Regions from separate parts of the Homo sapiens genome. Here region 2 is linked to region 1. Evidence: chromatin loops called from intact Hi-C (ENCODE). Cell type or tissue: left ventricle myocardium inferior. All regions are shown on one strand. Each heading gives the region's core, and the rest is flanking DNA. Links, peaks and the distances in the headings are about the cores only. Region 1 holds the start of CCL3 (C-C motif chemokine ligand 3). Region 2 holds the start of LOC105371746 (a long non-coding RNA gene).

What was found. Peaks named below come from ENCODE experiments on the same cell type or tissue, not always from the same donor. Only the 100,000 strongest peaks of a DNase experiment are listed, where the experiment ranks them.
Region 2: a loop joins it to region 1, with 2.3 times the contacts of the local background. A loop is called at or near these places in 2 of 110 quality-filtered maps.

Annotation. Positions count from the first base shown.
Region 1 is chr17:36,083,983-36,094,647 of GRCh38, forward strand. CCL3 (C-C motif chemokine ligand 3) reads right to left here and starts at 6,161. Exons shown (of 3, transcript NM_002983.3): 1 at 6,004-6,161; 2 at 5,201-5,315; 3 at 4,274-4,780. The coding sequence starts at 6,076. The coding sequence ends at 4,690. CCL3-AS1 (CCL3 antisense RNA 1) reads left to right here. Exons shown (of 3, transcript NR_186417.1): 3 at 5,564-5,880. In left ventricle myocardium inferior, for the core only: no CTCF peak of the experiment used is centred there; a DNase peak (open chromatin) is centred at 6,259; H3K27me3 peaks cover 4,026 bases.
Region 2 is chr17:36,039,954-36,050,660 of GRCh38, forward strand. It overlaps LOC105371746 (a long non-coding RNA gene), which reads right to left and starts at 874. Exons shown (of 3, transcript XR_001752856.2): 1 at 788-874. In left ventricle myocardium inferior, for the core only: no CTCF peak of the experiment used is centred there; no DNase peak of the experiment used is centred there; H3K27me3 peaks cover 1,350 bases.

The DNA of each region.
Region 1 (10,665 bases), core at 2,666-10,665:
TAGGAGAAGAAATGTTTACCACACACAAAGTATTAGTGCCTTTTATATCATCAAGACAAAAATAACAGGAAAAAGACAAACACATTATAGTGAAAACTTGTTTTTCCTGACCAGCATCTATTCTGCATGTTCCCTGATGCCAGAAACTCACATTTCTTCAGGGCAAACCCCCTTCCCCACCATTCTCAGGCTTTAAGTTTATGTAAAATTCAGTAAACCCAAAGATTCAAGTTATGTGCCTTGATTAACTTAAGCAAATCAATGAAACCCATCCCCATAACCACAGCGACTGGTTAGGAATTCGGTTCCTAAGTCAGTCAAATCCAAAAGGGCCTAGTGATGTTTTTTCCAATGGGAACACAGACTCACTCTTCCCTGCAGAAAATGAACAAGGATTCATGTACACTGGCAGGTACTGGCAGCCACCCAGGGCCTCTCACAGGAAAGGGAGATCAGAAAGAGAAGCAAAGAGGACTCATGAGATACCACAGGGCCGCTGCGTCCAGCCTTGCCTGGAGCTAGGGCCACCTCGATGCCCTATAGTCTTGGAGCCACAAGGTGCATTTACTCAAAGCCTCTTTGAGTTTGGTTTGCTTGTTTGCTTTCTGCCTGGAAACTGCCAGCATCCTGAGAGATACGAGATCTGCATCTGTGCAGAGACACAGGGTTTGTTAAAAGTCACAGGCCCTGACTGAAGTGTGGAACTGGCTGAAATGAGAAAGTAGGAGGTAATTTGGTGAGGACCTTGTGAAATGGAAGTGAGTTTTAAACCTTACATGCATCAGAATTACCTGGAGCCTTGTGAAAACACAGGTTGCTGGGCCCTAGTCTATTAAGAAAGGAAGTGGGGCTCAGAATATGCCTTTCTCCCAAGTTCCCAGGTGATATTCACCATGCTGTCCTGTCTGGGCACTACCTTTTGCCATACCCATTACAAGGTATTGCACGTGCTGGTTGAACTATGGTCTGTCTTATTTTGGTGCTAAAAGCCTGTGCCAAATACCAAGGCTGCAGCATTAAGGAATTTGTTAGAAAAGATTCTGAATATTGGAATTTAGTTGCTGTGTATTATATCAGTAAGGTCCTTTAAGAAAGAGTTTAGGCTACTTTGAAATGGGCTCATCTGAAATTGAAAAAGAAGAAATGCGACTTGCTAAAAAGGCCCTTCCAGCCTGTTGACTGAGAATCCAGTAATCTGAAGACTGAAAGGGCTGTAAATGCAGGATTTTCTACTCTAAGATAAAGTTAGCATGAGCAGAGACAGGAAGATGAGAGACATAATGAGGCCAAGCGTCAAATATTCATCACCTCCACATGGGCCAAGATGCAGGCAGAGGTCTCTCACCAGGGGCTGGGAGGTCGGGGTGACAATGGTAGTGCAGTCTGTGCTAGAAAGTGCACATCCCCAGCTGGGCGCAGTGGCTCACGCCTGTAAGCTCAGCACTTTGGGAGGCCAATGCTGGCGGATCATGAGGTCAGGAGTTAGAGGCCAGCCTGGCCAACATGGTGAAACCCTATCTCTACTAAAAATATAAAAACTTAGCTGGGTGTGGTGGCGGGCACCTGTAATTCAGCTACTTGGGAGGCTGAGGCAGGAGAATCGCTTGAACCCGGAAGGCGGAGGTTACAGTGAGCCGCGATCACGCCACTGCACTCTAGCCTGGGTGATAGTGGGAGACTCCATCTCAAAAAAAAAAAAAAAAAAAGAAAAAAGAAAATGCACATCCCCAACCCCAGTTAAAATGCAAATGCAAACTATGTAACTGACAACCTGTCTGCTTCTGGCTACCTGGCCCATGGAATTGATCAGAAGCAAATAGTAGCCTACAGACATTAGAAGGGAGTCACATTGCCAAAGAAACCATAAGACTGGTTCCAAAAAGTTGCTGATTGCACAATACCTAAGGCAACCTCAGGCTAACTCACACAGACAGGAAGTCAGCAGCCTCCAGAAAGCAGATCCTCCACATTGCACATCTCAGATTGTCCATAGAGGACATTCTCCCAGGGAGGAGAGCTAGGGACTGCCAGATCAGCTGAACTGCTTAAAAATGCAGTACCCATTCTCCAGTTCCCTATCAGGGGTCTTTGTTCAACTTACTGTTTGTTCATAACACTTGTATTTAGGGAATGTTGGGCATGATTAAACTTCGTTTAGCTTTGGGTTTCTAGACCTTGAGAAACAATTCAGTGCAGGCAAATATTGTATGCCCCTATATTTTTTCCTGAAAGCCAATAAAGAAGGAATGATGACACCTTCACTGCGTCTATGGGGACAAAAGCTGCTTGTGTGTGTGTGTGTGTGTGTGTGTGTGTGTGTGTGCGTGTGTGTGTGTGAGAGAGAGAGAGAGAGAGAGAAACAGCCTTGTCAAAAAGACGTGTTTGTTGCTGTACCCTCATTATATGAAAGCCATCATGGCATCAAAACAGTATAAGCCAGGTTGAGCTCTATCCTCTCTGCATCAACTCAGAATCCCTACCAGAAAGTGGTTGTGATGGATGGAATATCACCCATCAAAGAATAGGGTAAGATGAGACCAGAGAGGTAAGCTATGCAAGCTAATCAGAAAATAACTCAAAGTTTTAAAAGTGCAGAATATAAAAAGGAAAAACCCTCATTCCTAAAAAAAAAAAAAAGCCTCATTTCCTCAAAGAAATCAGTTAGCTATTTGATGTGTATCTTTCCAAATATTTGCCTATGTAAATATATATGTATATATGGCATTTAAAAATAAAACAAAATAATATACTTTACAGATAGTTCCATAGCATATGTAGAGAATATATATGCATATACTGAATGTAATTAGGTCTGCCTTTTACATATAATATTATGGACACTTTCCACAGTTATAGATGTGTGCTACTTTTTTTTTACTGACTTCAGAATATTCCACTGATGGACATCTTAATCCTCTACTGATTAATCCCCTACTGATGACTGTTTGCATTTCTTTGCTGTTTGCCAACCACACTGCAAAGAATATCCTCATGTCTACATATCTTATCTTTTGGCAGTGTTTCTATGAAGCAGATTCCTAGAAATGGGATCAGGTCAAATGGGATGTAGTTCACATAGTATATGCATTTTAATATTTGCTAAGTAGTAGTGTTTATGCTTTAAAGAGTTGGAACACTACAATTCTAAACATGTTTGGACACAAAAAATAGATTATTTGAAACAAAATGAAATAAGCATAGCTCGTAAAAATTAACACGTTTGGTTTTCACACAAATATTTTGAATTTCTCTTTCTTCTGCAAAAAGGACCCTAGCTTAGTATGGATTTCTTGTACAGATAATGCAAACAATCCATCTATTAAATAACTTACCTTTCACAGTAAACCTATAGACAGCATCCTGCTCCACACAGAAGCTGATTGTCTTTTCCTTCTCTAACATTAGCTATTTATTTTGTAGAGTGTAGATTCTAGAGAAATAATGTATAATACACCTGTTGCCATATGCAGAGACTTACCACATTTAGAAAACAGTGGTGAATTCTATTGACAGTGGCTCTCAGTCATTAACATGCTATGGAACACCTCATGAGCTTGATAAAAATATCAGTTCCCAGGTCTACACTTAAAGATCCTATTTAAGTGGCTTCAACAATCACTGCTCAAACACTCTATGTCAACTCAGAATCCTGACAGGAAGTGGTTGCAATGGATAAAGTATCATCTGTTAAAGAATGGGGTAAGATTTGAGTATAGGCGGGTCATACTTTGGGAAATAACTTGGTCAATGGTTAACAGCATAGTCTGTAGTTCAATAAAAGTCCAGTTTTGGAACACAATTGACCGTTTACGTGCTGTGTAACCTCAGCCAAGTTGTCTAACCTTTCTGAGCCCTGGGTTACTTTTCTGTCAAGTGGAGGTATTAATAGTACCTAAGCTGTACTATTGCATTGGTAAGATTAAATGAGCAATGTATAAAAAGCGCTCAGTAGGAGGAGTAAGCCTCAACAATGTAAATAATTGCTATTAAGAGCTTGATTCATCATGAATATGCCCTACAGAATACTATGCTTAATGGTGGCCATTCGAGTAGTGAATTCTCCTAGAGCATGCATGTTATGATTTGAGTTATAACATATTCGTAGTTTCAATGTTCCAGAACTGTGTCTCCGTTGTAAAGTGGATAACTCTGTGGTAGCCCTCCCCATCTCTCCCAATTTCCCTCCATTTCACCTCTTCCTAATCTTTGCCTATGATTCCTCTTAACCAGTGATTTTGATTTGCCAGAAAAACAAAACCAAACTCAATACTGGTTTACCTTTTAAAAGAGCATCTTTATTATTTCCCCAGGCCGATCACAGCCCTGAACAAAAGCATCCGATACACATTTGTCAGTCTGGTGGCTTTGGTGCCATGACTGCCTACACAGGCTGATGACAGCCACTCGGTTGTCACCAGACGCGGTGTGAGGGAAGGGGGAGGGGACAGGGGAACTCTCAGAGCAAACAATCACAAACACACTGTGAAATCGAAAATAAATTACAAAAACTAAATAGTATAAATAAATTAAAATTTAAGTTAAGAAGAGTCCCACAGTGTGGCTGTTTGGCAACAACCAGTCCATAGAAGAGGTAGCTGTGGAGGTCACACGCATGTTCCCAAGGCTCAGGCTCCTGCTCCTCCCCACTGGGCCCACCGAGGTCGCTGGGCCTCGAAGCTTCTGGACCCCTCAGGCACTCAGCTCCAGGTCGCTGACATATTTCTGGACCCACTCCTCACTGGGGTCAGCACAGACCTGCCGGCTTCGCTTGGTTAGGAAGCTGTGGAGAAGGGAGGAAGAGTTAAGCACTGGGGAATCCAGCAGGGGAATCCTGGGCCCACCATGGCCCCACCATTCTGCTCTCTGTCCTGGGCAGCTCAGGGCTTGCTCCTCTTTCAGGGGCCCCCTGCCTATCTCTGTCTAGAGAGCTTCTCTCAGTGACTCAGTAGGGGTGGCCCTCAGAGTGTCCCGCTGCCTCCTTCTTCCTGTCCCTTTCCTCTGGGCTGGGGCAGCCCTTCCTGACTCTGTAACACATGCCTCACTCCAGCTCCAAGTCAGGTCACACCTCGGAGCCCTGCGTCCTGTATCCCCGATAGGCTCCTGAAGGCTGGGCCTTTCCAGGATAGCCTTCTGGCCTGTCTCTGCCCCAACCCTGACCCTCCCTACCTCCATAGAGGTGAGCAGGAAGACTGGCACTTACATGACACCGGGCTTGGAGCACTGGCTGCTCGTCTCAAAGTAGTCAGCTATGAAATTCTGTGGAATCTGCCGGGAGGTGTAGCTGAAGCAGCAGGCGGTCGGCGTGTCAGCAGCAACTGTGGAGAAAGGAAGAGAATGAGCCCGAGTCACAGCTCAGAAGAAAAGGCCAGGCAGCTTCTGATCCCCGAGCAGTTGAGGAAGGCAGGCTTGCTCAGACCAAGTGACTGGAAGGCATTTGGGCATTTTTGCTGAGAAATGTCTCTTTGTTTCTGTCTGTATCCTTCTTTCTCCTTGACTCTTCATAGTGGGTTCTCTGTTTCTCTGTGTGATCCAGATACCTGAACGGACTGTTCTCTTATCTCAGTTCTCTTCAGGGAATTTTGTCTGGTTCAAGAAGTCATACCCCAACCCAAGAGAAGCCTTGGACATCTCTCATAAGACATCCAAGGGACAGAGCTCCTGGGAGACCTAGAGTGAGCTGGAGAGTGAACAACATACCCCACTGGGAAGTAAGCAGCCCTGGATTCTGCCTCTTGCTAACTGATTCGTTTCGAACCCTGTTTTTCTATCTGTAAAAGGGACTGTAACTCCCCTGCCCCTGCCTAGATTCTCATACCTGGAGACTAGGGGGCTAAGACCCCTTCTAGAGATAAAAATAAAAGTCTTAAAGAGAAAGACCAAGATGTTTGGCAGCCCTTTAAGAAGTTCTCTTTTCTCTTGGGGGCTTTTAGGCCACAAGAAAAGATTGATGTGGTCTAACCATGGCCAGAGAGTGGTGATACCCACAACGAAACTCAGACTCACGTGATGCAGAGAACTGGTTGCAGAGAGCCATGGTGCAGAGGAGGACAGCAAGGGCAGCAGTGGAGACCTGCATGATTCTGAGCAGGTGACGGAATGTGGGCTCGAGTGTCAGCAGAGCCAAGAAAGGACTGACCACTGTCTGCTGCCCGTGTCCTTCTGAAGTCTGAAACCAGCTCTCCTCTTTATAGGCAGCCCTGGCGGATGGGGAAATGGAATCTGGGGGTGAGGAGGGAAATTTTTAAGCGTAGTGATGCTGTCATGCTAAGTTGCACAACTCAGGGTCCCTGGTGACCACAGGGGCTCAGGATATCCAAGAATAGCATCTTTGAGCTATTCTCTAACTCTCAGCTCTCAACTCATGACTTGTTATAGTTTCATAGGGAAATGGTTTCTCCTGTGAGTGTGAAGAGGGGTATATGTCAACCCAAGGCTATTCTTAGTCAGTCCCTTCTCATAAGAACTGGTCTGTGCATGAACTCTCCAGCCCCATTCCTTCCCACAGAGCTGCAATTCTGCTTCCTCAGCTGCTATAACCACAGGGATAGGGTTGATGGGCTGATGCTGTGGAGGGCTGCACAACCCTTCCTCCTCCCAGAGGCAAAGAACTGAATGAAAGCTGGAGGAATAGAAAGCATGAGGTCATGTTTCAGTCATTTGTCTATTTATTAGTCATGTAGTGACTAGGGCGCTGTGTTAAACGCTAGTTGTGGATCATAAAAATACTTTAGAGGTGGGTGTCAATATGTCAGGTGCCTAGAAATATCTGTAGCCATTAACCTAGAAAAAGCATTTCTAGGAAAGAGTTCTGTGGAAACAACCCAAATATGGAGCCATCTTCAAACATAAAGATACCTGACCCAGCATCGTTTATAACTCTAAAATAAACAAAGCTAAATTTTTCTCCATCAGGGAATGATAAATTATCCACTAGATCATTTATTATTAAGTCTCTAAAATGAATGAAGTGGCATAAATATGCTTATAACATCAGTGGTTAAAAAAAGCAAGATACGACATTATACAAATTCTACAAAGTCTGAAGAATTGTACAAATATATATATATATTTGTACTATATATACATGTATTTGTACATATACACATATATATTTGTACAAATATATATATATTCCTTGCCAACCCTAAGCATGGAAAAAAATACAAAGGCTTGGAAATACATGCCTTAAAGAATGAATAGTTCTTATATTTGTGTGATAGGTCCCTGGGTGATTTATTTTCTTATTTTTTTCTTTTTCTGAATTTTTCTCATTTTACTTAGTTAGACTTTATTACCTTCTTGGTCAGCCCACAAATTTATAAACTAATTTTTAAAAAAACATTTCCAACATCACTGGTTGAAAAATAGGTTGTTGTCAGTTGTTTAATCTGAAAGAAATTATTGATAAATATGCTGAAGTTTCTGTTCAATGGTTTTGGCCAAAATGAAGTCTTGATTTCCCATTTCTTTGAACCATTTTAAGGATCCTATACTATACTTACATAAATCATGCCAAATTGAAGCAGTTTTTTACTTATTCTTTTCAATACATAATTTCAGTGGTGTGGAAGGGTCTCTACCTTCTCAGCCAGATTATATGCTTTTTTTTCTTTTCCATACTTTGTTATTTTATTCTTTCACAATCAATCAGCATACCTCATTTTATAATGAGAAATAGATTTAGTTGGTTTTAATGATCTTTGTTTCTGAGATGCCCCTGATCTCGTGGGGGCAGGTAGAGTGTATGAACAGGTAATTGTAGCATTTAGCCGAAAGTGCTAGGACTCCTAGTAGAAAAAGAAATGAAAGCTCAGAATCCCACGAGGGGAAGAAGTGACCTTCCACCAGAGGGTTGGGGAAGGCTTCATGGAAGGGATGGAACTTTAGTTGTGTCTGGATAACTGCCCGGGATTTAGGCATCTATAGATGAGTGCCCAGCTGAGGCAGAGTCCTGAGTGTGACATTGTGGGTTCAGAGGAAAGAGGGGGTGCTTCAGTGGAGCTGCAGAGCAGTGGGGGTGAATATGGATGATAAAGCTAAATTGGGACCAAACCAGGACAGGCCTTGTATTCCCCCCAAAGGGGTTAGAGTTGATACATTTGATGCTGGAGAATAACAGAGGACAGAAGCCAAGTGCGACCATGCCTTTGGAATTCTGTCCTTTCTAAGTGTCTGTAGACTTAGGTCTTTTAATACACATGGGCTCTGTTTCCTTCCCACCCCAATGATGGCTAGTGCCAGTCTTGAGGGAGGAGAAGCAGAAGCAAGATCAGGGGCCGTGGTAGGTTTCACCGGAGCTTTGGCATCCATGTATCTTCCCCTATTGCTACCAATTCCAAATAAAGGTATCTCTGCCACTTGTATCATTAGAAACCTACATCACAGGCAATGCCTCCTTCTCACCCCACCCTCTGCCTCCCAGCTCTCAGTGATACCCAGAATTGCATTCCCTCACTCACTTCTTAGGGGAACCCCCTCCATACTCGTGATTCCATTTCTGAGAGCTGGCTTCTGTGAGTTGTGGAGAGTGAGAAAAGGAAATGGAAACTGCTGAATCAGTCAGTGTTCTGATAAGGGACATCTTCTATCTCTGTCATTACAGCACCGTGTGTTATAATTAGTTATCTATGTAATTTGCTCTTCAAAAATCTAGACCATGCCCTGTTGATTTTATTTTAGTTTCTTTTTCTCAAGAAATTTATAGTTTAATAAAGGCAATGTGGGAGTTTGGAAACAAATTTTTATTTCACGCTAATGATAGATTAGCAACTACACAAATTTTAGTTCACAATATGTAATTTTTATTGAGTGATCACCATGTGCTGATTTCCATAATAGGGATTCACGTTTGAACTGTCTTCAAAACAACCCTATGATTTAGTTACCAGTATACTTTCTCAGTTGAATAGGTGAAGAAACCAAAGTAAATAGAGGTTAAGCAATTTTCCGAAGGCCGTAAAGCTGATGACTAGCAGAGCAGGGATTCAAATCCAGGTAGTCTGACTCTAGGTACCACACGCTACACGTCCTGTACCACAACTTATTATATTTGATCCTCACAACACTCCTATAATGGTAGATTTTTTAGAGTGTCTTCTCAGATTGTAAACCAACTCCAGACCATGTCTTGTTGGTTGATTTAAACCAAATCCTAGCACATGATGATTATAACATGATGAGCCTCGTGACCTAGTCTCTATCTCTTATTATTGTGTTCTTTATAATAAAGATGATTTATTGAATATATAATTCTATCTCAGTGTTTATATATTTGTAAGACTTTCTCTATCAATCCCCAAACCAGGAACTATCCCTTTGCCATGTGTTTTGCTTGGATTGAAATATAGTTACATGCACAGCATGTGCTTAATTTATATACATTGAATGAATAATATAAGGGAGATGTAGGACGGGGTTGAGTTGGGAGGGTCTTAGACATTTCCTAGGTGGTAAATTGATGTTCCCAGTTGAAATGACGTACCCATGGTCATGTGGATGGAATTGGTCAGTTTTATATTCCACTATCTGTGTTAGCTACCAGTGTATCTCCAGTGATAATCACAATGCTTGACATATAGTGAAGCATAATAGCTATTTGATGAATAAATAAATCACTGATTTGACTAACAATATGTGTTATGCCTGAACTCTCACTATGGAGTTGAAATACTAATGGGAAAGGTAGGATAAGAAAGGCCATGGTGAGTGGAAACGGGGAGAGAATCAGGAAAAATAACTAATGGGTACTAGACTTAATACCTGGGTGATGAAATCACTTGTACACCAAACCCCCATGACACAAGTTTACGTATGTAACAAACCTGCATGTGCATCCCTGAACTTAAAATAAAACAAACACACACATACACACACACACACACACAGAATCAGGAGAGAGAGTCAGAAGTGTGATGGGTCTCCATAGCCAAGGAAGAATCTTTAAATAAAATGAGAATTGAAGTGGGGCATGGTGGTTCACGCCTGCAATCCCAGCACTTTTGGAGGCCGAGGTGGGTGGATCACCTGAGGCCAGGAGTTTGAGACCAGCCTGGCCAACGTGGTGAAACCCATCTCTACTAAAAATACAAAAAATTAGCCAGGCGTGTTGGCACATGCTTGTAGTCCCAGGTACTTGGGAGGCTGAGGCAGGAGAATCACCAGAACCTGGGAGGTTGTAGTGAGCCAAGATCGCACCACTGCGACCAGCCTGGGTGATAGAGCGAGACTCTGTTTCAAAAAAAAAAAAAAAAAAAAAAAAAAAATAGAATTGAGTGTCGTGATAAAGATGCAATTAGAAAGAGAAATGTAAACTTATATAAAGAAGTTTTCAGTAACTTGATCTAAAAGGTTATGATTTGCTTTAAAAAGAAAGGAAGGAAGGAAAGAAAGAAAGAGAAAGAAAGGAGAAAGAGAAAGAAAGAAGAAAGAAAGAGAGAGAAAGAAAGAAGAAAGAGAGAAAGGAAGAAAAAAGAAAGAAAGCAAAAGAAAGAAAGAGAGAGAAAAAGAAAAAAGAAAGAAAGAGAGAAAGAAAGACCATGGTGTCACAGTCTTGATCTTTGGGAAACTGACCACCCAAGATTCCTTAGGTGGTGGTGACAGAAAGTAGCCAGCAGTCAACACCATGGACCCTTCAGCATGGAGGGATTTGATTTGTGTCCCAGCGTT
Region 2 (10,707 bases), core at 997-8,996, 46 kb before region 1:
CTGGGCTGTTTTCAAACTTACATAAATGGAATTATTATATGTTTTATTCCATAGCTTTTTTTCCCTCTCAACATTATGCTCCTGAGATTCACACTATTTACTATATGTAGCTGTAATGTGCTTGCTTTCGTTCCTGGTAATATTTTGGTTTATGAACATACCGTGATTTATTTTCCATTTGCCCCTTTTATTTTTGCTAGTGCCAACAGCACTGATTGGAGTATTCTTGTGTATGTTTCCTGCTGTGAACGTGCAAGGGTAACTGTGGCTCTCTCTAGGAGTGTGACTGCTAGGTCATCGGCCATGCACACCTTTGCTGCAACAAGATGACAATGGTATTTTCCAAGGTGGGAGGACAAATTCACACTCCCTGCAGCAGTGTGTGCATGTCAGTTGCTCCACATCTTCACTAATATGAATACTTTTCAAACTAGTGTTTATTAAATTTGGAGCTAGAGAGACAGGGAGACAAGGAGACAGGGAGGGAGGAAGTTAGGAAGGGAGGAAGTGAGGAAGCAAGGAAGAAAGAAAGAGAGGAATATTTTATTCTTTCAAAGCCTGAACCCAGCACTGGCTACTCATAGTCAATAAATATGTGCTGGTTTGATGAATTTCTTACAATGTCTGCCTAGATAGCTCATTGCAGCCATGAAATGGAGTCAATCCCTTTGTGACTGAAGGGGAAAGGTGGAGGGAGACAAGAGAAGGCCATCTGACTTCCCAGAACATTTAGTAAACAACACAATTCACAATCAAAAAGGGATTATAAGTAAAATAGCATACGTACATTTAAAATGAAGTTAGACCCCCAGATCTGGAATCAGTTTCTGAGGTTGCAGAGACTTTTGCCTGTTTTGGGTCCCTGTGCCCAATCTGTTCACATCTCTAGCACTTTTCTTGCTGGGTCCAGACCTTGCCGGGGTTTAATTCCAGTTGCTGATGTATTCCTGGACCCACACCTTGCTGGAGTTGGCATAGACCTTTCCAGTCTCCTCTGTGGAGGAAGCAATGGTAAGAGAGAGAAGTGAATAAAGAAGAGACAATCCTGCAGCAGAATGCCTGTAACCTCCCCATGTTTCTCTACCCTGGGGATCTCAGAGACAGTTTATTTTCAGAGCCAGGAGCATCCCGCAAATCCCAAGACCTAGACGATGATGATGATGATGATGATGATGATGATGATGATGATGATGATGATATTATTATTTTTGAGAAGGAGTCTTGCTCTGTCGCCCAGGCTGGAGTGCAGTGGCGCTATCTCGGCTCACTGCAAGCTCTGCCTCCCGGGTTCACGCCATTCTGTCTCAGCCTCCGGGGTAGCTGGGACTACAGGCGCCCGCCACCATGTCCGGCTAATTTTTTGTATTTTTTTAGTAGAGACGGGGTTTCACCGTGTTAGCCAGGATGGTCTCGATCTCCTGACCTCGTGATCCGCCCGCCTCGGCCTCCCAAAGTGCTGGGATTACAGGCGTGAGCCACCGCGCCCAGCCCCAAGACCTAGATTTTTTAAAAAATTGTTCATGAGTTTCTTCTCGGGTTGACTTCCCTCTGCTATCCTTTCCTTTCCTCTTCTCTGCATGAAGGTGGCTCTTCCTTGGCTCCCTACAGGCTGTGGGTCCATGCAGAAAACACCACAGGGACCTATCCCTATGTCCTGCATGTCTAATGAGTTCCTGGAGGTCTGGGTGTCCCAGGTTCCCCCTCCATCTCTTGAGTCTTGGGGGCTGTGTGTCCCTCCATGTCTCTCCCCTACGAGTGGCAAGAGGGCTACACCTACATGCTGAGAGCATCCACTGCTGGTCTCTAATGCAAATTTGTGAATAACCTACTGGAAAATGTTTGAGAAGCAGCAAGAGTTTATTAATTTTATCAATCTTTCCAATGACTCATTTTGACTTTGATGATTTTCTTTTTCTTAGTCTGTTTTCTGTTTCAGTGAATAACAATCTTATTATTTTCTTTCTTCTGTTTCCTTTGGGTTCAGTTTCCTCAACTCTTCCTAGCTTCTTAAGGTGGAAGCTTCATTCTTTTATTTTACACCTTTCTTCTTTTTGAATAGAAGCATTGAACGCTACAGATTCTCTTCTAAGTGCTGCTTCAGCTTCATAATGCCGTAGTTTTTCATGTGACAGGTTTTCATCATTCAGTTATTTTCTAATTTCCCTTGTGATTTCATCTTTGTCCCACAGATTATTTAGAATTACATTCTTTATTTGCAAATATTTGGGGGGGGGTTAAATATCTTCTTGTTATTGATTTCTAATCAAATTCCATTATAGTCAGAGAATATACTCGGTATTATTTTGATTCTTGAACATTTACTGAGACTTGTTTCTTGGGCCAGCATACAGTGTGTCTTGGTGAATTTTCCATGTGTATATGAAAAAGTATGTATTTTTCACTTGTTGGATGTAATAACCTATAAATGTCGGTTAGGTCCATTTGGTTCATTGTGTTAAGATTTACATATCCTTATTGATTTCTGTTTATTTAGCAGTTACTAAGAGTTGGGTACTAAAATCTCCAGATATGATTGGGAAGTTTTTGTTTCTCCCTTTAGTTCTTTCAATATTTGCTTCATGTATTTTGAAGTTCTTATACTCATTAAGACTCATATCTTCTCGATGAGTTGATCCTTTTATTAGGAAATCTCTCTCTTCTTCTTTAGTAATATTCTTTTTCTTGAGGTATACTTCGTCTGATATTAATACAATTTTCTGATGCTTACCATTTGCATGGTGTACCTTTTTCTTTCTTTCTTTCTTTCTTTTTGTTTTTTTTTTTTTTTTTGAGACAGAATCTCGCTCTGTCCCCCAGGCTGGAGTGTAGTGGCGTGATCTCCGCTCACTGCAAGCTCCATCACCCGGGTTCACGCCATTCTCCTGCCTCAACCTCCCGAGTAGCTGGGACTACAGGTGCCCGCCACCACACCTGGCTAATTTTTTATATTTTTAGTAGAGACAGGGTTTCACCGTGTTAGCCAGGATGGTCTCGATCTCCTGACCTCATGATCCACTTGCCTCTGCCTCCCAAAATGCTGGGATTACAGGCGTGAGCCGCCATGCCTGGCCTGGTGTACATTTTCCAATCCTTTTCTTTTCAACCTTTGTGTGTCTTTAGATTTAAAATTCGTTTTTTAATAAACAAAATATAGTTGGGTCTTGCTTTTTTTGAAAACTAGTCTGGTGAGATTAATCCAGTCATGTTTAATGTAATTATTGATACGGTTGGGTTTAACTCTAACATTTTGGCATATAAGATGTATGTATATGTGTGTATATATCTTTATTGAGGTATATAATTGACACAAAATAAACTGCCTAAATTTAGAGAGTATAATTTGATAAGCTTTACCATATGTGTATACCTGTGAGACCATCTCTGCAATCAAAATAATGAACATGGCCATGACCCTAGAGAGTTTCCTCATGCCCGTTTATAATTCCTGTCTTCTACCAACTCCTCCTGAGTGAACAACTGATCTACTTTCTGTCACTGTAGATTATTTTGCATTTCCCAGAAATTTATATAAATGGGATCCCACAGTACATATTTTTTTTGATCTGGCTTCTTGTACTTAGCATGATTATTTTGAGATTTTTCTATATTTTTGCCTTTAAAATTTTACTTTATTTGTTCCTTTTCTTTTCTTATTTTTTTGTGACTCAAATATCTTTTAGTATCTCTTTTTATTTTTTGCTTGATTTTATACTACCTTATAAATAATAAGAGGCTCTTACCACAGTATTCAACAATTTTCCCCATCCCATGATTTGCACTTTTGTCTTATAAACCAAAATAACACTAATGCTATTTTTGCTGAAATGGTTGATATTATTATATAATATTATTATTTTATGTAAAGATGCTAAAATAGAATCTTTAATATTTACCTAGATATTTCCTTTTCTTAGTTCTCTTTATTACTTTTGCATGTCTTACATTCTATCTGATATTATTTCCCTTCGGACTTAAGACCTTCTTTTAACAGTATTTGTGGTCTAAAAATGTCTTTATTCTGTCTTCATTTTTTTTTTTTTTTTTGAGACAGGGTCTCCTTCTGTCACCCAGGCTAAAGTGCAGTGGCATGTTCAAGACTTATTGCAGCCTTGAACTCCTGGGCTTCTAGTCATCTCTCCACCTCAGCCTCCCAAATAGCTGGGACCACAGGCATGCACCACCATGCCCAGCTAATTTTAATTTTTTTGTAGAGACGTAGTCTCCCTAGGTTGCCCAGGCTGGTCTTAAACTCAAGCAATCCACTCACCTCAAACTCCTGAAGTATTGGGATTACAGGAGTAAGCCACTATGCCCAGCCCCTACCTTCATTTTTGAAGGCTATTTTAGTTGGACATAGAAATTCTAACTTGACTTTAAAGATGTTCTCTTGTCTCTGCTCCCATCATTTGTGGTGAAATGTCAGACATCATTTGTATTATTGTTTCCCTATATGTAATGTATCTTTTCTCTCTGGCTACTTTTAAGGTTTACTCTTTTTCTTTCCTTTTCAGCCATTGCTTATGTTGTGCCTAACTGTCATTTTATTTGATTTATCTTGCTCGAGGTTTCCAAGGTTTTGGGATCTGTAGTCTGATGTATGTCTTTTGTCAATTATGATTTCCAATATTTTTTTCTTTCCATTCTCTCACTCCTCTCTGCCTAGTATTCTAAGTACATGTATGGTACTTTATTTTATATTTTCCTATGTGTCTTGGATGTGCTCTTTTTTATTTTCAGCATGTTTTTGTGTGTGATTCACTTTAGAGTCTTTCTATTGAACCATCTTCAAGTCTACCAATTTTTTTCTCTGCCCGGTCTCGTCTGCTGTTAGCCTAGCTAATGCAACCATTTATCAGATATTATTTTGCATTTCCAGCTTTCCTTTTTTGGGTTCTTTTGAAAGATTTCAGTGTCTGCGGTGAAATTCTCATCCCTTCGTTCACATTGGCCACCTGTTCTACCAAATCTTTTATCATTTTTACCATATATATATATATATTTTAAAGTCCCCATTCGATCATTTTAACATCCAGGACATCTCTGTCTCTGCTTCTATTAGCTATTTCTTCTCCTGATCACAGGTTACATTTTCTTATTTCTTTGCATGTCTCATAATTTATTGTATTGGGCATTTTATATATAAAAACAATTAGGATTGAAGCAAATAATACACCCAAAATAGGCATACCTCTTCTTTTAGGCTGCTAGAGTAAGGGACTGATTCAGTCTAATCTGTAGTTGAGCTAAATCTGGGCTTTAGTTTGACTCAATTTGCACTGGGCTTTAAACGTTTTGAGGACAGGCTCAAGACTTTCCCTTCAGCAGGGCTTGGGACCTGAGTATTAGCAAGATTCTTAAGATCTCTTTGTGTTGCCAGATTTCTGAACCATAGGAAATTAAAAAAAATTTACTGTCTATTTGCCCATCAGGGTCACTGGTAATTTCTCTTTATAGTCCTGTTCCTAGCTTTCTGCACCTCAAGAGATTTTGCTTTGCTTTTACCACGGATTTTGGAAGGCAGCTACTTTAAATTTTTCAAAGGGCTGGAATGCCCCCAGAGGGATTTCTTTAAACTCTCCTGCACCTGACTTCAGTAGCTGAAGGCCCAAGTGTTCCAGAATGATTCCTCTTAGCTTTCCTGTCCCCTATTTTCAGTAGCCTAGAGTGCCTTGGATGGATTTATCTCAGATTTCCTGCCATGCCCTCTACCTTCAGTAGCTGAAAATTTGGTGAACCTTGAATAGACAAAACTCCTTTCTATTTTCTGTTCCCTGCCTCTGGAATGTAGTTGTTTTGAACTTAGTGGAGGCCCAACACAACTCAAGGGTTTCTCTCTCAGCTCTGTTGCCCCCAGCCCTTAGTATGCTAATGATGCTCTTGGTGGGGACTTGTAGGAAAGAGTTGGCAGATGGGTACAGTCTTGCTCTGCATTTGGGGCTCCTTGGAATTCTAATCTGTCATGTTAACTCAGACATAGCTATTGAAAGTTAAAGTTCAGTGCATCACTTTTTGGAGTTTAGTTCAATTTGCTTTACCCACCCCCCGGCCCATATCTGCAGTCCTCTGATTTTGTGTGTGTGTGTGTGTGTGTGTGTGTGTGTGTGTGTGTGTTGGGGGAGTGGCAGGGAGTCAGGTTTATTGACATATAATTTAAATACAGATATAGTTAATCATTTTTATGTATACAACTTGATGAGTTTTGACAGATGGACAGTCATGTAACCACCACTACCATCAAAATTGATAACATTCCCATCACTCCATAAAGTCCCTTTGTGTTCCTTTTGTAGTCACTTTCTCCTATCCCCAGTCCTTGGAAACCAGATCTGACTTTTGTCTCTATAGTTTTGCCTTATACATTCTATTATGTAAATGGAATAATACTGTTTGTAGCTTTTTCCCAGTCTGGACTCATTTGTTTATCATTCTGCTTTTGAGATTTATCCATACTTTTGTATGTATTAGATCATTCTCACGTTGTTATCAAGAAATATCAGACACTAGGTAATTTATAAGGAAAAGAGGTTTAATTGGCTCATGGTTCTGCAGGCTATACAGGTAGCATGAAGCTGGTATCTACTTGGCTTCTGGGGAGGCTTCAGGAAACTTACAATCATTGTGGAAGGTGAGAGGAGATCAGGCATATCACAGGGCCAGAGCAGGAGCAAGAGAGAGAGGGGGGAAGTGCTACACAGTTTTAAATGACTAGATCTCATGATAATTAACTCACTATTGTGAGGAAAGTATCAAAGAGAATAATGCTAAATCATTCATGAGAAATCTGCACCCATGATCCAACCACCTCCCACCAGGCCCCAGGTCCAACACTAGGGATCACATTTCAATATGAGATTTGGTTGAAGACACACATTCAAAACATATCATTGTATGTATCAGTAGTTGGGTCCTTTTTCTTGCTGAGTAGTACTCCATTGTATAGATGTATAGTCAGTTCTGCTATCATGCATATTTATAAAATGCAAATTATTTTCAATTTAATTTAAAAAAAAAGGCTGACTAGGAATGTTGGATGCGAGTTCTTTTCAGAAAGAAGATCGAAGTTACCTGTTAATGGTCATGATCCAAATGGAAAACTGAGGGAAGACAGCCAGGACCTGTCAGAGAACCCATGGGAAGAAGCTGGGGCACAAGAAAGGAAAGCAGCAAGAGTCTGGCAGACATTGACCTATGAGGAACTTGGGGTCCCATGGAAAAGGTCAGTGGGAATGCTTCTCTGCTCCCTTCATCCCTGCAATAAACTGCTGACCACTAAGCTGTTGGGGAGCCCCTCTGCCCTCACAACCACAGACAATTCTGTTGGTGGCAATTTGGTAACTTTCCAGGGTGAGAGAATTGGCTGGCCAGCTTGTGCTGGTGGATCTGCACTCCACTCAGGTCCTACCTGAAACAGCAGATGCCATACTTGTTGTTCACCCATTATGGGCCACTGCCCTGCCAGGGAACCTCGGCCCTTACGTTGCATTACCAGATCCCCTGCAAACATACTCCAGAACTCACTCTGAATTTGGCACCCACAGGGGATCAGTGGGTCCCTGGAGAGCTGTGAGTTCCCCTGAGATCTAGCCCTCAGTGTGGGCATCCCTAGGGGAGGATGCAGTGCAGCCTGTCAAAGCCTCCCTTGGGACAAAGGAAATGTGGAAATGGTGTTGATCACTGAAGGGGGAGGCACTGGTGGCCGAGAATAGGTGTGGAGAGGGATCATTTCCTTCTCCCTCATCCACTGTTGCAGACACAGCAGAGGCTTTCCCCACTGGAGGCTGGTGCAAGCACACGTGGAGACAGCCTTTCCAGGTGCCACTTGCAGAAGCTGCACCCCCACTGAAAATAAGCCTGTGCTACCTGGACATGCACAAAAGTCAGGGCCCATCTCCCTCTTCCTACACTGAGAAGCAGGCAATGGAGGGCAGACAAGTCACAGAGCTGGACCGGGGGAAGAGGCTTTGCCCTGAGCCCCTTTCAGTGGTAGCCACCAGAGGGGTTTTTCTGCAGAACTCAGTCACACTGCAGCCAGGAGCCAAAGGACAATGTCTGTATGAACTGAATATTGCAGGCCCTGTGGCAGGGGCATGATAGGGAAGCAGATTGTGTTCCTGCCTGCCCAGGGTGATGAGTTGGTGCTGTGACTCTCTCAACCTCACCTGTCCCTACCCCAAGACTTCAGCATATCCCAACACGAACTCCCCAACCACCCTCCATCTGGCAGGTGCCTCTCCTTATCACTTGGCTACTGAGGGTGAGTTGGCTCTTATTAAGTGCCACTTACTAGACTGGAGACTGAACTGCTCCACCAAATAAAAACCCGCTATCAGAAGGGCATAGTGCTAGTGTATGAGATAAGCTTCCTGAGACTTCCACACTCAGCCCCACAGAAGATAGTGAGTCAGCTCATACTCCCAATACATTGCTAAAACAAGCAACATTTTAGAAAAACACTGCACAAAAGCTGTCTATAACCAAGGAACCTATACAGAGCCTTGGCCCCCTGAAAGCACCAAGAAATGAAGCAAATAATCACAGCATACATGACAGTCATACCCTCAAGGGAAAAAAAAGATAAAATTCCCATCCAAATAATAGCACATTCAAAAATAAAAAGCAACAGTACTTTCAGATGAGGAGGAATCGGTTCAAGAACTCTGGTGGTAGAAACAGACAGAATGTTTTGACAGCCCCAAAGGCTCTCACTAGCTTTCTAACAATGGATCTCAACCAAAATGAGGATTCTGAAATAACAGATAAAGAATGCAAAATATGGATTGTAAGGAAGCTCAATGATATCCAAGAGAAAGTTGAAACTCAACAGAAAGAAACCAGGAAAACCATTCAGGATATGAAAGACAGCTATATTAAAACAAACAAACAGAACTTCTGGAAATGAAAAAATTTAGTAAAGGAATTTCAAAATATAGTGGAAAGCTTTAGCAATAGACTAGACCAAGAAGAAGAAAGAATTTTGGAGCTTGAAGACTGATCTTTTGAGTTAATCCAGTCAGAAAAATATAAAAGATAATTTTAAAAAAGGAACAAAGCCTTCAAGAAATATGGGATTAGGTAGAGCAACCACACCTACAACTTATAGGCATTCCTGAGTGAGAAAGAGAAAAAGTAAGCAATTTGGAAAACATACTCAAGGGAATAATTCAGGAACATTTCTCTTATTGCTAGAAAGTTAGACATCAAGATACAAGAAATTCAGAGAAAAACTGTGAGATTCTATACAAGATGAACATCAACAAGGCACATAGTCATGAGACTATCCAAATACAGTGCTAAAGAAAAACGCTTGAAGGTAGCTAGAAAGAAGGATCAAGTCACCTATAAAGGAAGTCCAATCAGACTAACAGCAGACTTCTCAGCAGAACCTTATAAACCAGAAGAGATTGGGATCTTATTTTTAGCCTTCTGTTGTCCAGGCTGGAGTGCAGTGGCATGATCTCAGCTCACTGCAAGCTCCGCCTTCTGGGTTCACACCATTCTCCTGCCTCAGCCTCCCAAGCAGCTGGGACTACAGGCGCCCACCACCATGCCCAGCTAATTTTTTTTAATTTTTTTTTTATTTTTAGTAGAGACAGGGTTTCACTGTGCTAGCCAGGATGGTCTCAATCTCCTGACCTTGTGATCCACCCGCCTCGGCCTCCCAAAGTGCTGGGATTACAGGTGTGAGCCACCGCACCCAGCCTTTTATCCTTCTTAAAGAGAAGAAAAGCCAACCAAGTATATTATATCCTGCAAAACTAAATTTCATAAACAGGGGAGAAATAAAGTCTTTTCCCTAAAGGAAAAAAAGTCAGCCAAGTATATTATATTCTGCCAAATTAAATTTCATAAACAAAGGAGAAATAAAGTTTTTTCCGGACAAACAAACACTAAGGGAATTTGTCACCACTAGACCAACTGTGCAAGAAATACTCAGAGGAGTTCTAAACATGGAGACAAAAGGATGATACTTGCTACAGTAAAAGGACACATAAGTACAAAATTCACAGATCTTATAAAGTGATTACAAAACAACTAGTTAACAATACTATTACAGGAACAAAACCTCACATGTCAATATTAATCTTGAATGTAAAAGGCCTAAAAGATATAGATTGGCAAATTGTACCCTACAAGAGACTCATTGAACATGTAAATACACCAATAGGCTCAAAGTAAAGGAGAGGAAAAAGAAACATCATGCAAATGGAAAACAAAAAAGAGCAGAGGTTGCTATTCTTATATCAGATAAAACAGACTTTAAATCAACAACAATAAAAAAGACAAAGAAGGGCATCATATAATGATAAAGGGTTCAATTCAACAAGAAGATTTAATTATCCTAGATATACACATACCCAACACTGGGTTCCCAGAGGTATAAAACAAATACTACTAGACCGAAGAAAAGAGATAGACTGTCATACAATACTGACGGGGAATTCAACACCCCACTGACAGCACTAGACAGATCATCAAGGCAAAAAACTAACAAAGAAACTCTGGACTTAAACTGAACACTTGACCAAATGGACCTATTAGACATTGAAAGAACATTCCACCCAACAACTGCAGAATATAATTTTTTTCATCTGTGCATGGAACATTCTCTAAAATTGACCATATACTTGGCTATAAAGCAAATCTCAATATATTAACAAAGTGAAATCATATCCAGTATTTTGTTGGACCACAGTGAATAAAATTAGA